Linked DNA regions of Homo sapiens: region 1 is linked to region 2. Evidence: read pairs that join two places in POLR2A ChIA-PET (ENCODE). Cell type or tissue: OCI-LY7. All regions are shown on one strand. Each heading gives the region's core, and the rest is flanking DNA. Links, peaks and the distances in the headings are about the cores only.

Evidence for each region. Peaks named below come from ENCODE experiments on the same cell type or tissue, not always from the same donor. Only the 100,000 strongest peaks of a DNase experiment are listed, where the experiment ranks them.
Region 1: POLR2A ChIA-PET joins it to region 2 with 7 read pairs; 1 of 35 experiments calls an interaction of 5 or more read pairs at or near these places.

Annotation. Positions count from the first base shown.
Region 1 is chr3:123,101,124-123,108,982 of GRCh38, reverse strand. PDIA5 (protein disulfide isomerase family A member 5) reads right to left here. Exons shown (of 17, transcript NM_006810.4): 4 at 6,489-6,572; 5 at 6,187-6,232; 6 at 2,142-2,234. Among named protein-coding and RNA genes, the nearest start is that of PDIA5, 38 kb to the right of the region's middle. In OCI-LY7, for the core only: no CTCF peak of the experiment used is centred there; a DNase peak (open chromatin) is centred at 3,202.
Region 2 is chr3:121,815,604-121,823,462 of GRCh38, reverse strand. The region is part of intron 5 of IQCB1 (IQ motif containing B1); the gene reads left to right. Among named protein-coding and RNA genes, the nearest start is that of IQCB1, 16 kb to the left of the region's middle. In OCI-LY7, for the core only: no CTCF peak of the experiment used is centred there; no DNase peak of the experiment used is centred there; H3K27ac peaks cover 1,187 bases.

The sequences.
Region 1 (7,859 bases), core at 1,168-6,167, 1.3 Mb before region 2:
CTCCGTTTAGGCTGTTTGTATTTCCATGGGTCTAGGCACATGTGCCACTCTCTCCTGGCACTTGCCCCTCTTTCCCTGCCCCCACATGCTTTTTTTTGAGAAGGAGTCTCGCCCTGTCACCCAGGCTGGAGTGCAATGGCATGATCTCGGCTCACTGCAACCTCTGCCTCCCAGATTCAAGCAATTCTCCTGCCTCAGTCTCCCGAGTAGCTGGGATTACAGGCAGATGCCACCATGCCTGGCTAATTTTTTTATCTTTAGTAGAGACGGAGTTTCACCATGTTGGCCAGGCTGGTCTCAAACTCCTGACCTTGTGATCCACCCGCCTCGGCCTCCCAAAGTGCTGGGATTACAGGCGTGAGCCAGTGCCGGGCCCACATGCTTTTTAAAAAGACATCTTTAAGGCCGGGCACAGTGGCTCACGCCTGTAATCTCAGTACTTTGGGAGGCCGAGGCGGGTGGATCACTTGAGGTCAGGAGTTCAAGACCAGCCTGACCAACATGGTGAAAACCCATGTCTACTAAAGTACAAAAATTAACCAGGCATGGTGGCACACACCTGTAATCCCAGCTACTCAGGAGGCCAAGGTACGAGAATCGCTTGAACCCCAGAGGCAGAGGCTGCAGTGAGCCAAGATCACGCTACTGCACTCCAGCCTGGGTGACAAAGTAAGACTCTGTCTCAAAAAAAAAAAAAAAAAGACATCTTCAAGATGACAATACTGGCTCTTTGTATCCCAGAGAATGTTGTGCCCAGTCCTTAATTTGAATCACCACTGATCCACTAGGTTGGCTCACAATGATGACATATTTTACCTTCCTCCAGAAGGTTAAAAAAAGGCATCATTTTCTTCTGGGCCAACAAGCATTAAGAGTACAGTCAATAGGCAAGTTACAGAGGCCCATGCCCGTAATCCCAGCACTTTGGGAGGCTGAGGCAGGAGGATTGCTTGAGGATAGATGTTCAAGACCAGCTTGGGCAACAGTGATAGCCCATCACTACAAAAAATATAAAAACTAGCCAGGCATGGTGGCATGTGCCTGTAGTCCCACTTACTTAGGAGGTCGAAGCAGGATTGCTTGAGCCCAGGAATTCAAGGTTACAGTGAGCTATGATCACAACACTGTACTCCTCCAGCCTGGGTGACAGAGCGAGATCCTGTCTCTAAAAACAAAAAAAGTCAACAATTTTAAAGGAAAGGGGAGAGGAGGAAGAGAAAGATGAAAGCTATGTTTTATTTTATTGAGATAGGAATGAACCCTCTCCCTCTACCTACAAAAAGCACTGCTTGCCTCACAGACCATCTGGACTATCACAGAGAAGTTCTTGCCCATCCCAAGTGAAGGCATCATACAAACACGGATGCACATGGCTAAAGATGCACATTCAGGTCAGGTGGGCAGGCTGTGGATGGAGGGGCAATGTGTGTCACAGCTTTTGCATTCTTTATTTTTTTAGAGATGGGGGTCTCACTATGTTGACCAGGCTACCCTTGAACTCCTGGGCTCAAGCGATCCTCCTGCCTCGGCCTCCTGAGTAGCTGGGATCACAGGCACCCGCTACCACAACCGGCCTGTCATAGCTTTTGTTAAATACTTAAGAACTAATAAACACCATAATCTAGATCTACCCTTCTACCTCCACCCCTGGCCAAATTTGGAAATTGAAGCATAAGAAGGTAAATAATTGGTTGAAAGCTATAGAATGACCCAGAATTGTAGAGATCTGCCTCAAGTCTCTGGAAATCTAACCCAAATCTCTAAGGTTATTCTTTAAAAAAACAAAACAAAAACAAAAAAACAAGATGTAAAGCCAATCCTAACAACATCTGGATTACACAATAGAGAGAGAACATTTAAATCTACATTAATGTATGGAAAATCTAAACGTGTTCAAATGCATTAAATAAGGAAGGTGAAGAATGGAGAAAATTCTCAGGCAACCTGTGATCACCGCTGGTTACAACATGGAGCTGGGAAGGGGAGTCAAATATTAGGGTCCTGGCCTAGCTTCCCTAGAGGAAAAGTACAAGTGATCCTGGAATAGTCCCATTTCTCAGTTCGTTGGGCTCCTTTCCTTGGGAGGCCCTGGTACCAGGGAAGCTTCCAGCATCCATCAGAACTGACGGGGAATACATTACCTTTTCACTGTCAAGGTGGACAACATCTTTGGCTCCAGGATCTTCCTCCCACAGTGGGGGCCCTTTTGGATCCTTCAAAAAGGCCACTATGGACTGAGGGAAAAAAAAGAGAAGAGAAAATGCATTTTAGCCCTGAAAAGAGGGAGGTGGGGGAATCAGGAACCTGTCCTCTTTCCCTGCCTGGAGACCTGGGCACACCAGCTGCTGAGCTCAGGACTGCATGTGGCATAAGCTTGGAGGGTGTGTTATTTCCGCTGTCCACTGACATCATGGATAAGTGCCCAAAAATGCACCTCCACCACTCCCATCGGGCTTTTTCAATCACAAGACACCTTGCTCACTCCAGCCAGGTAGTCCATGCCTACTATGCATCTTCAAGGACAAAAAAGAGAAAATTTGAGACAATGAGTTGGCTTATTCAAACCAGAGACATACTAGTGCTTCTACTAAATCTCATCTCCTCCAAGAAGTCTTTCTGACTAATGGAATAATGGTCTCAGTCTTGTCCAAAGGAGACATTTCCACATTCCTGCAGCCACTAAAACTGTCATCCCATAAGCAGATCATCATACCTACTTATGACCTGCTTGGTATTTCATGATCTAAACTGGTTTTGGAGTGGATTAAATCCTGATTATCCGCCTCTGTATATGAATGAGTGAGGTCCAGGCTGGGAAGCCCCCAGGGCAGGGTGGGCACCAATGTGGCCTCACCCTTGTTGCTATACTTCTCATGCTGGGGCCCCTCTTCTAGACTGCCTGGATTGAAGATCTGACCAAGTTCTTACAGATAAAGGGCTTCGCTGGCCTTTGTTATGTGTACAATGACTCAAATCTCCACTCCCTGTGGGGAAGATGCACAGGGGCAGGGAAGAGTGGCACTGTCCTTCCACCCTCCTCTGTATCCTCTGCCACTCTCACTGGTCCAGGGCAGAAGCAGCATTCCCTTTCCCTTCAGTCACTCAGAGACGGTGCTCAAAGTCTGAGAGCCAGGATCAGGAACCAGACCCCAGCCAGATTCTGTTACTTCTGTCAACTTTGACCACGCTCCAGCGAGCAGATGCTGAACTGAGAGTGTATGTGTGTGTGTGTGTGTGTGTGTGCGTGTGTGTGGCCTGAGATGAGAAAGGGAAGTGCCCTTCTATAATAGTAAGGGTGTGCATTCAGCCCATCCACTGGTCACACACGGAGAGGACCTTATTATTTCTGGAAACTCTATTTGGAAAGAACTACTACGGGAGAATGGGAGACAGCCAAGACTTCATAGGATTTCATTCAGGTAGTGCTTCCTGCCTGTCCAAGTGGAGCTGTGAAACGCCTCCTGGCAAAAGAACAGCCATTTCTGCCACAGCAAAAGGCGGATCCACCCTTTCTCAGTCCCTTGTCAAGGCTTTGCCATGACAACATAAGGAACTATGGAATTGGCAGGGTCTTCCCGACACCCACACTCACCCACAGCTGCAGAGGCACCTGTCCACCAGGCCATGTGAGAAAGATGCTGGTAGGCACCCACCTGCCTGGGGTTCCAGAAATACCTGGTGCAGGGGTTCTTAATCTAGGGTGCACAAGGGACTTCAGGAGTCGGTGAAGCCCCAGACTCATGTGAAAACATTGACTTTGATTTGTATGCACACACGCTTTCAGGGAGAAGGTCTGGAGTTCAGTAGGTGCTCAGTGGGATCAGGACTCCAGAACAAGTTAGGAACTGCTTGCTCTGGGGGGTGTCCTGGCCCCACGCCCAGCCCTCCTCCCCCTTCTCCACCTCAGCATCAAGAAAAAAAGATAGCAGTGGATGGAAAAAGGAGATAAATGGCCTTTTAACGTAACAACTGACATGTTCGTACACACAACCTTGTTTTTCAGGTGAGGATTATTCTCACTTAACTGAAGCTGAATAACCCCACCCATAGGTTCTCTCCAAGTTGATCTAACTGGACAAGACCTCAGGGCAAAAGTCTGCAGGGAGCAGCACCTGGAAGCCCACCCTCAACTGTCCTATTCTGGGTGCTCTGAGTCCCAGGCACTGTCTGACACCACATCTGGCCTTCATAGCTGTAATCCTGGCTCACAGCTACTGGGCCCTGAGGTCATCAGTGAGTCATCTGAATCCAGACTGCCAGGCACCTCTGGCCCTTACCACTTCTATAGTAAGGATTTGGGGAGTATGTGCTAACAAGGAAAGGGCAGCTTAAAGGGGACATTCCCCACTTCGAGTTTCCTATTCTTTGCCAGTGGGGAGATAAGTTCTCACTTAACTGGCCTATGACCTCTCTAGGTGCCGTGGCACAGCGTCTGTGACCAGGCTTCTGCCCAACCATGCGGGTTGACAAAAACCACAGCCAGAACATGGGCCTGCAGGTGATGGGCCCCTCCTGTCGGGGGGTCCTCCATCTCTCTGGAGTCAGGGTCCCAGGAGAAACCCTGAATGGAAAGTTAATTAGTGACTGAGGTGGGCTCTGATCTCAGCTGTCTCAAGCTGAAAAAGCAGAAGCCATCAGCAGTCAGGGAACTGTCCTGTCCCCTTCCCTCTGCCCTGAAGAACTCCAGGGATTCTGCCCCAGTCCTGCTTGGGGATGCTGGGACTAAGAGTGCCCTCTCTCCAACTGAAACTGAAGACTCTGGCCCCGTACGATGCTCAGCCACTTCTTCACCTTGTTGATGCCTAAATCACGGGAAGGTCAAGAGAACGCTGACCTCACACGTCTGGTCTTTGTAAGAAGTGGGGCGAAGCCAGGATTCTGCCTCTCCCACCCAGACACCCAGTGGCATGCTGGGGCCACCTGGGCTCCTTGCTTCTTCTCTGCTACCACAATTATGAGGAGCCGCTCAGAACTCCCTGCTCCATAAGCCCAAGACAGATTCCTCAGAGGTCCCGGTTAAACATAAAATATACACAGCCTTCAATAACAAAACAAAACTCCAGCCCTCTTTCCATCATTGCATAAGCACTTCCCCCATCCCACCCAACTAAATCTTGTTCCTGGGGAACATGTGTTCTCTCCAAGAACTTCGGTTGACGTCTTAACATAGAATAAGAAGGGCTGAGCAACTCTAGTTGGAAGAACTTTCTAAGTGTCTAAGTAGGTGTTAAGGTGATGAGTAATCAGGCTGAGTCCCTATATAAGGTGAACGCTGTAGCAATTTAAAAAAAGAATGAGTGTTAGTGGATAAGCAAGAATGACCTGGAGAGATGGTGGGGAGAGACAGAGGGAGAAGGAAGGGCAGAGGGAGAGGGACACTGACAGCTGCACAGACAGATGGACAGATAGGAAAAATGGAAGAGACACAGATGGAGAAAGAGGGACAGATGAAGAGACAGGAGCACAGGGTCCAACCCCGTGTGGGAAACAGGAGGGTTAGGAAGTGAGTTCAAACACGTCAGGACCAGGAGAAATGTATGGCTTCAGCCAGCGCAGGACCAGAAAACAGAAGACAGGCTGGAGGAAGGGAATCCTGACCCTGAAGGAGGAGAGTTGCAGTTCAGGAGGACTAAGGGCTGGGGCAGCCGCTTTGTGATTACAAAGCATGTATAGATTACAGGATCTCATATTTCTTTCCATTTATGCTTTTCCATCTACTTCTAAATTGGATTGATAGCAGGGAACTCCTCAATGATACCCATATCTCATCTGGAACAAGCTGCATCAGCCCAAAGGTGTCAACCTGCCCATGTGCAATACCCTGTGCTAACCTGGGCATCCAGCCTGAGGGTGGCCACTACCACAGAGATGAGGGGAGGACTTTGAAGCTACAACGAAATGAGGCCCAGGCCTTTGGCAAAGAGAGAGGTGACATCACCTGCCTTACTGGACAACTGCTGATACATTCACAAACCTATTTCCAAAGCTGGGTCAATCTGTTGTGTTAAGAGCTACAAACTTTTCCACATATTCTGCTGACATATGCTCTAGAGATAAGAATCTCTCAGGTCATTTAGAAGAGCTATTTGTGCAATCTGCCCTTTCTTTTCTCAGAGAGAAAACCTGCCAGACTTTGGGCGTCCATTTAGACTCCACCATTGCTGAGAACAAGGGAGGTAAATTTACCTTAAATGTCACAGCTCGGTTATATTCAGTATGAAATGCACCATCCCTGTCAAATGAGGAGAAAAATGTGTTAACTTTAAGAATGGTTGTGAAGATACATACCTTTGGTTTCCTGCAGCATCTTAATAAGATTCAGCTTTTGAACGGAGTTCAGGATTTTTTTTTAAAAGAAATAATTGTAAACACAGGAAGAAAACCATTCTGAAATAAAATTAATCTAACTAAAAATTGCTGTTCGCTGAAAATACCAATGAAAGCATTTGGCACTTACTTGGAAATTGGAAATGCCCATGTGTACTTACTGGTAATGGAATAATTCAACCTTTTTGTCCTTCGGGCTCAGGTCAACTTTCATCTTCTTGCACAATTTTCTACTCTCTGCATCACTGGAAGACACAAATGTTGGGAACCATTTATTACCTGAAGTCCTCACAAAGGTGTTGACAGCAAAATCTGCTGGTGTCCTAAGAAATAAGTCAGGTAACTTGGAATTCTCAATAGCAGATGAAGGCCTTACTATAGATGGGCTGTGAGAGCTAGAGGGTGGAGACTAACTAGCAGGCTAGGGGCTGATCAAGAAAGACAGAGGCTGGGCGTGGGGGCTCACGCCTATAATCCCAGCACTTTGGGAGGCCAAGGCAGGCAGATCACCTGAGGTCAGGAGTTCGAGACCAGCCTGGCCAACATGGTGAAACCCCGTCTCTACTAAAAATACAAAAATTAGCCAGGTGTGGTGGTACGTGCCTGTAATCCCAGCTACTCAGGAGGCTGAGGCAGGAGAATCGCTTGAACCCAGGAGGCAGAGGTTGCAGTGAGCCAAGATCATGCCACTGCACTCCAGCCTGAGCAACAGAAAGAGACTCCATCTCAAAAAAAAAAAAAAAAAAAAAGCAAGAAAGAAAGGAAAGGAAGGGGAAAAGCAGACAGGAGCATGTGTGTCACAACTTGTGGGTGGCAACACAGACAGGTCCAGACAAAGGAGGTGACCCAGAAGCTTAGTGGGTGGACAGCCCATGGTAACAAGAAAATAAACTCCAATCCTGGCCGTTCTTTAGAATTATCAGGCAAGTTTTTAAAAAGATGGATGCCCTGGCCTTCCCCTGATTATCAATTTGGAATCTCTGTTGGGGGTGGACAAGCAAGATTTTTGTTTTTGGAGCTCTGACATAGGCTATCTGCTATATACTACGTGACCAAGGTAAGAGGAAAACATGCTACCATGTTGAAGAAGTTATGAAATCTGGCCAGGTATTGACAAAAGACAAAAGGAGAAAGGGCCAGGCTGTGGTTAAAGGAGCCCCTCCCTTGGCATCTGGGATATTACACTCTCTTCCAATAAGAAATGCCTGTGAGGTGCCATTCCCTGTTTACAAAGCACTCACGCACAACCTCATCTCATCTTGGTGCCCTGCCTGTTAGAACAATGGATTTCAATGTGTGGTCCCTGAATCAGTGGCACCAGCATCATCCAGGAACCTGTTGGAAATGCAAATTATCAGCCCCATCCCAGACCTACTAAATTAGAAACCCTGGGGATACCTGAGCAATTGGGTTTGAACAACCTTCTAGGTGATTCTGATGTGTGCTCAAGTTTGGAAACCACTCATTGCATTAGACTAGCTCCTTCACTGGCTCATGTTCTTCTCCCCTACCTCCATAAGGTTTGGCTCCCC
Region 2 (7,859 bases), core at 1,597-6,596:
TATCTTTGGCTTTTTTAAGATGTTCTCTTTGTTTGGTTTATTTTGTTTTATTTTCAGCAATTTTACTTTGATGAACCTTGTTGTAGATTTCCTGATGTCTATCTTGCTTGGAGGTCCTGAGTTTCATGTGTCTGAGTTAATGTATTCATATTAAGAAAATTTTCAGCTAATATTTTTTCAAATACTTTTGTTTGCCCTATTCTCTCTACCTTCACTCTGGGACTTCTGGTTGTTGAGGCTGCCTTCATCCTTTTCTTGTTGTTGTTTACTTCAGTTTCGATAATTTCTATTGTTCTGTCTTCAAGTACACTGACCCTATCTTCTACAGTGTCTAATGTGCTAATAATCCTACCTAGTGAATTTTTCATTTCATATATTGTATTGTTCTATGATTTTTATTTGCTTCTCTTATTGATTGTTTACCATATTTATTATAGTTATTTTTAAGTTGTTGTTTATAAATCCAATACCTGGATCATTTGAGAGTCTTTTTATTATCTGTTTTTTCTCTGGGTCAAATTATCTGGGTCAAATTTTTCTGCTTCTTCACATCTCTGTTAATTTTTTGTTTTATAATGGTAACTGTGAATGACACATTGTAGAAATTCGTATCTTCCTCTGAAGACTTGAGAGCAGTTAAATTCTGGCAGATCAATTGTTCCTGTGGAGGCTTGGTTTTAGCCTTTCTTTGGAGAGGTTTACTTCAGTTTTGCCATTAGAGTATTGCCCTTAGTCCTGGTTCACAGTCCTTATACCTAAGGTGAGATCCTTCTGTGGTTTAAATGGAAAGCCCACCATGTTAACCCAGACCATCTGACTTGGAAGAACCTAAACTCCAAACTCTGTATACCCAGCACTAGGCAAAAGATGAAATTGCTGGTAATTTCTTTCAGCCTTTCAGCTGTAGATTCTTCTGGGCTCCGTGGAGCCTTTTCTCTCATATGTACAGTTTAAGAGTCAAGAATTCAATGGAAGTTTGTATATAGATTTTGAAGCTCTGTACTTTGTGGATCACTTCTTTAACTGTTCTGGCAGCCCCAAGCTCCAAATTCTGACTCCTCAGCCAAGTTATACTGCAACTTCTTATTTGAACTCTTTCCCTATGTTGATAAACACACACTGGGAAAAGCCAGGCATATTAGTCAGGTCTCTCCAGAAAAACAGAACCAATAGAAGATATATGGAGAGAGAGAAAGAAAGAGAAAGTGCTTGATTATAAGGAATTGGCAATTATGGAAGCTAACAAGTCCTGAGATTTGCAGTTGGTAAGCTAGAGACCCAGGAGAGCTGATGGTATAGTCTGAGTTTAAAGGCCTTAGAATCAGGAGAACTGATAGCATAGTGCTAGTCCAAATGCCAGCAGACTCGAGATCCATGAAGAAGCAGTGTTTCAGTTTGAGTCTGAAGTCAGGAAATACTGATGTCCCAACTCAAAGGCAGTCAGGCAAGAGGAATTTCCCTTTATGTGGGAGAGGGTCAATCTTTTGTTCTACTCAAGCCCTCAACTGATTGTATGAGGCCCACCCACATTAAGGAAAGCAATCTGCTTTACTCAGACTAAAAATTTAAATGTTAAACTCATCTAAAAATACCCTTACAGAAACACCCAGAATATCTTTGACAATCACACAAGATAAATTTAGATTTCAGTCAGTACATTTTATTTCAGGATCATGTCTGTGTGCCTTTGCTTGCTATCTAAAACCTTCAAACAGTTGCTTTTTATATTTTTTCCCGAGTTTATACATTTGGTCAGCAAAAGCTTAGGTCAACAAACTATGGCCTGTGGGCTAAATCCAGCTTATTTTTAAAAATTAAGTTGTATTGGAACACAGCTGCACCTATTTGTTTATATTATCCATGACTACTTTCACTATAGCCACAGAGTTCAGTAGTTTCTAGAGACTATAATGCCTAAAATATTTTCTGGCCCACAACTAACAGGAAAGTAAGTTCTATAAAGGGGAAGAGTAGGGAACAACCAATGTGAACAAGAGTGATTCCAAAAAGCTTTGTGGAGCCAATGGTACCTGGTCTATCTATCTCTAAAGCATGGATGAGATTTGGAAATATGAGGGCATTACAGGCAGCGGAAATGGACAAGACCAGGAAAGAGGAATAAGTATGACATCTTTGAGTCCCAGTGCAGATTCCTACCAGAGTTAGATAGAGTATTCTCATTCAGAAAGATTGAAGGCCAGATGCAGTGGCTCACGCCTGTATAATCCCAGCACTTTGGGAGGCTGAGATGGCAGGATCACTTGACCCCAGGAGTTCAAGACCAACCTGGGCAACATAGCAAGACCTAGCCAAGTGTGGTTGCACATGCCTGTCTTCCTAGCTACTCAGGAGGCTAAGGCAGGAGGATTGCTTGAGCCCAGGAGCTCACGGCTGCAGTGAGCTATGATCACGTCACCGCACACCAGCTTTGGCAACAGAGCAAGATCCTATCTCTTTAAAAAAAAAGAAAAAAAGAAAAAAAAGGAAAAAACAGAAAAAGTTTGAACTTGATTCTACGATAGTGAAGAGGCTTTTTTTTTTGAGGAGACATAAGAGTATGCTGGAGAGAGCGGAAGAAGAGACCATTTTAAATTATTGTAGTAAGCTAGAAGAACTAAGGTAATAAGTGTCTTGACTCACTATGACTTTGGAAAAATAGAGGGTCAAATGAAATATTAAGAAAAAAATTGTAAGAATATAAAAGGTGTACTATCAGACACTGCTTTTATACAGATAATATATAATATATTAATGATGAGTCTAAGTTGAGTCTAAGGTTTCAAGGCCCTACAGATGTTTAAGAGAAGTGATAAGCCAGAGGTAAAAACTGGGAAAAAGGATGCAATCCCTTTGAAGTTAGTTGCATTTTCAAGTGGAAATGTCTAGGATGGAATTGAAGTTGGATTGAGAGATCAGGACTATGGCTATAGGTTGGAAAGTCCTCTTATGAATGCTAATTAAAACTTTGAAGAGGAGCATACTAGAGGATGAGCTTTCCTAGGGATGTGGTGTAGAGATAATATCTGAAGGCTGTGTTCAGAGCCTTAGAGATGTCTGACATAGATGCAATGTATTTGGGCAAATTGAGGAATTATGGCTCAATATGCTAGATGGATGAAGAAAACTGAAGGCAAAGAAGTTGAGGCCATTTTTAATTTTTTAATAAATATTTGTCATCTCGAAGAGATGAATTTGCTAGGTGCTCTACCTGCCATTTAAATAATTTAAGTAGTGATGTCTAGTACATGGCCTCATGGTCTGTTCTGCATGGTATAATATGGTAGCCATTAACCCTGTGTATCAGTTGAGCAATTGAAATGTACCTTTGTAACTGAGACTGAAAATTTTATTTAATTTTAATTATTTTAAATTTAAAAATTGATGATCAATTCTGTTAGGAAACTTAAGTGTGTTTGGAACAACTTGAGTATGTGAATCTACTTTTACAACTGTAAGTTTTATAAAATCTAAATACATACCAAGAATTTCTAATGAAAATTTAGCCTCCAAGTAGAGATCTGCTCCAAGTATAAATATTCACCAGATTTCAAAGAAATACCAAAAATTTTTTATATATATTCCATGCTAAAAATGCTAATATAAAATATATTGTTATTTGTTTTACCTATTTCTTTTTACTCTTTAAAAACATTGCTACTAGAAAACTTAACATTATCTAGATGGCTCACATTATATTTCTATTGGATGGCAACACTATAGAGTTAGATTACTCATGAGTAAAAATCATTCAAAATTCAGCATGATATTTGTTTCAGGTATGCTCATTCTCTTAAAACAAGACTAATAAAGTTGAAAAAGCATAATTATTAATCATTAATTACTATGTTTAATAAGTACATAATTGGGTATAAGATATTAAAAATATGAATAACTAGATACTTTTAGGTACTTATTGCATTATTCTTTATGTCAGGGGTCCCCAGCCCCCAGGCCACAGACTAGTACTCATCCATGGCCTGTCAGAAACCCAGCCACACAGGAGGAAGTAAGTGACGGGCAAGTGAGTGAGCAAAGCTTCATCTGTATTTACAGCCACTCCCCATTGCTCACATTACCGCCTGAGCTCTGCCTCCTGTCAGATCAGCGGTAACATTAGATTCTCATAAGAGCATAAATCCTATTGTGAACTGTGCAGGTGAGGGATCTAGGTTGCAGGCTCATTATGAGAATCTAATGCCTGATGATTTGTCACTGTCTCCCATCACTCTCAGATGAGACTCTTTAGTTGCAGGAAAACACGCTCAGGGCTTCTACTGATTCTACATTATGGTGAGTTGTATAATTATTTCATTATGTATTACAATGTAATAATAATATAAATAAAGCACACAATAAATGTAATGGGCTTGAATCATCCCCAAAACATCCTTCCCCTTGACCCCCTAGTTCATGGAGAAATTATCTTCCATGAAACCGGTCCCTGGTGCAAAAAAGGTTAGAGACCACTGCTTTAAGTAATTTTAAACACAGTTCTCTAACTTTAAGTTGATTTTCCTTATTGAAAGGCGCTTTTAAAAGTTGCTGTTTGCTTCCACCCTCACAACATATTTCCAGTTTATTTACTTAGCTTCAGATTTAGGTCCTCTTAAGCTTTGTCTGAATGCCTAGCTTCTGACTGCCTTCTAAATTTAACTTTTTCTTCATTTACACACTGATTCTAGGTGCCTTTCTGGTTCTTATTCGTGGTCATCTTCTGACCTTTATTGCCTGCACCTGCATGCATTTGACATATAGATATTATAATCTCTCTTTTAAAATCTGTTCAGGTTTTTTTGGTAATACTTATCAATTATCAATCAGTCTCTTGCTTGTTTTCTTGTTTGTTTTTCCTAAAAGTGTTTACTCTCTCCTTTGGGCTCTATCTTCAAGTTGTCTAATAACTACAAGCTCACATGTCTTTAGTACTACCTTGACTTCTAGCTGCTGGGCCCTGCCCTAAGTCCGGTTTACTTACATGCTTCTCTCTTCTTTTGGCATCCCTGTTTGAAGACAGTTTCTTAGCTCCATATGGGGAATGTAGCAGGATTATTTTGCTCCAAGCTGTCATTTGATTTTTTAAAAAATGATATTTCCTCACTAGGTACCCGCAAGTGGGAATCCAAAAATAAGTAATGAGAAGAGTGGAACTGGGCATTAATGAATACATTATATTAATATGCAAACTATTTTTACCTTTTGACAGCAGAGGTTCATCTTAGAATTTATAAGAAGTGATAAGTCTACAAGGCTGAAACTCCTTTACCTTAGAAGAGTTCTTGGCTATATGTACATTTGGGCCTACTACTATATCAGAGCTTGAGCAGATTCACAACTGTTGTCAATTATGGACAGATATTAATAACTCAGTCACTTGACTTACTCTGTTCAGGCTGCTGTAACAAAATACCATAGACTTGGTGACTTAAAGACATTTATTTCTTATAGTTCTGGAGACTAAGAAGTCCAAGATCAAGAAGCCAACAGATCCACTTCCTCATGGGGCCCACTTCCTGGCTTGCAGACAGCCACTCTCTTGTGTGCTCACATGACCTCCTGCTTGTGTTTGTGTGGAGAGGGAGAGGGAGCTCTCTTGTCTCTTTCATGTCTTTTCCTTCTTTCTTTCTTTCTTATAAGGGCACTAATCCCATCCTGAGGACACCACCATCATGACCCAATCTACACCTCCAAAGTCTCCACCATCACATTAGAGGTTAGGGTTTCAACATATGAGTTTTCAGGGACACAAACAGTCCATAATGATCACCAGGTTATATTAAGTTCTATTTATGGTGCTTTGAGTATATAAAGAATAGACACAGTCTTACATTTAAGGAATTCCCAGGCTAATAGAGTAGAAAAGGTCTTAGCCATTTTTAATAGAAAACCTAAAATAGATGTATTTTTAGTTTAAGAATTTTTCTTTAATTAGAAGAATGAAATTGAATGAGAGGTATAATAGTACAGACAACCTGCTGCTTTGAGTATAAGAAATACTGTTGGCAGACAATTTCTTTTTCTTTTCTTTTCTTTTTTTTTTATTATACTTTCAGTTCTGGGATATATGTGCTGGATGTCCAGGTTTGTTACATGGGTATACATGTGCCATGGTGGTTTGCTGTACCCATCAACTCGTCATGTAGGTTTTAAGCCCTGCATGCATTAGGTATTTGTCCTAATGCTATCCCTCCCCTTGCTCCCTACCCCCTGACAGGCCACAGTGTGTGATGTTCCCCTCCCTGTGTCCATGTGTTCTCATTGTTCAACTCCCGCTTATGAGTGAGAACATGCAGTGTTTGGTTTTCTGTTCCTGTGTTAGTTTGCTGAGAATGATGGTTTCCACCTTCATCCATGTCCCTGCAAAGGACATGAACTCATTCTTTTTTATGGCTGCATAGTATTCCATGGTGTATATGTGCCACATTTCTTTGTCCAATCTATCATTGATGGGCATTTGGTTTGGTTCCAAGACTTTGCTGTTGTAAATAGTGCTGCAGTAAACATACGTGTGCATGTGTCTTTATAGTAGAATGATTTATAATCCTTTGGGTATATATCCAGTAATGGAATAGCTGGGTCAAATGGTATTTCTGATTCTAGATCCTTGAGCAGTCGCCACACTGTCTTCCACAGTGGTTGAACTTACATTCCCACCAACAGTGTAAAAGCGTTCCTATTTCTCCACATCCTCTCCAGCATCTGTTGTTTCCTGACTTTTTAATGATCGCCACTCTAACTGGAGTGAGAGGGTATCTCATTGTGGTTTTGATTTGCATTTCTCTAGTGACCAGTAATGATGAGCTTTTTTTCATATGTTTGTTGGCCCCATAGATGCCTTCTTTTGAGAAGTGTCTATTCATATCCTTCACCCACTTTTTGATGGTTTTTTTTCTTGTAAATTTGTTTAAGTTCCTTTTAGATTCTTGATATTTGACCTTCATCAGATGGGTAGATTGCAAAAATTTTTTCCTATTCTGTAGGTTGCCTGTTCACTCTGATGATAGTTTCTTTTGCCATGCAGAAGCTCTTTAGTTTAATTAGATTCCATTTGTCTATTTTGGCTTTTGCTGCAATTGCTTTTTGTGTTTTAGCCATGAAATCTTTGCCTATGCCTATGTCCTGAATGGTATTGCCTAGGTTTTCTTCTAGGGTTTGTATGGTTTTAGGTCTTATGTGTAAGTCTTTAATCCATCTTGAGTTAATTTTCATATAAGATGTAAGGAAGGGGTCCAGTTTCAGTTTTCTGCGTATGGCTAGCCAGTTTTCCCAGCACCATTTATTAAATAGGGAATCCTTTCCCTATTTCTTGTTTTTGTCAGGTTTGTCAAAGATCAGATGGTTGTAGATGTGTGGTGTTATTTCTGAGGCCTCTGTTCTGTTCCATTGGTCTATATATGTGTTTTGATACCAGTACCATGCTGTTTTGGTTATTGTAGCCTTGTATAGTTTGAAGTCAGGTAGCATGATGCCTCCAGCTTTGTTCTTTTTGCTTAGGATTGTCTTGGCTATACGGGCTCTTTTTTTTTTTTTTTTTTTTGGTTCCACATGAAATGTAAAGTAGTTTTTTCTAAATCTGTGAAGAAAGTCAATGGTAGTTTGATGGAAATAGCATTGAATCTATAAATTACTTTGGGCAGTATGGCCATCTTCACGATATTGATTCTTTCTATCCATAAGCATGGAATTTTTTTTCCATTTGTTTGTGTCCTCTGTTATTTCCTTGAGCAGTGTTTTGTAGTTATCCTTGAAGAGGTCCTTCATGTCCCTTGTAAGTTGTATTCCTAGGTATTTTATTCTGTTTGTAGCAATTGTGAATGGGAATTCACTTATGATTTGTCTCTGTGTTTGTCTATCATTGGTGT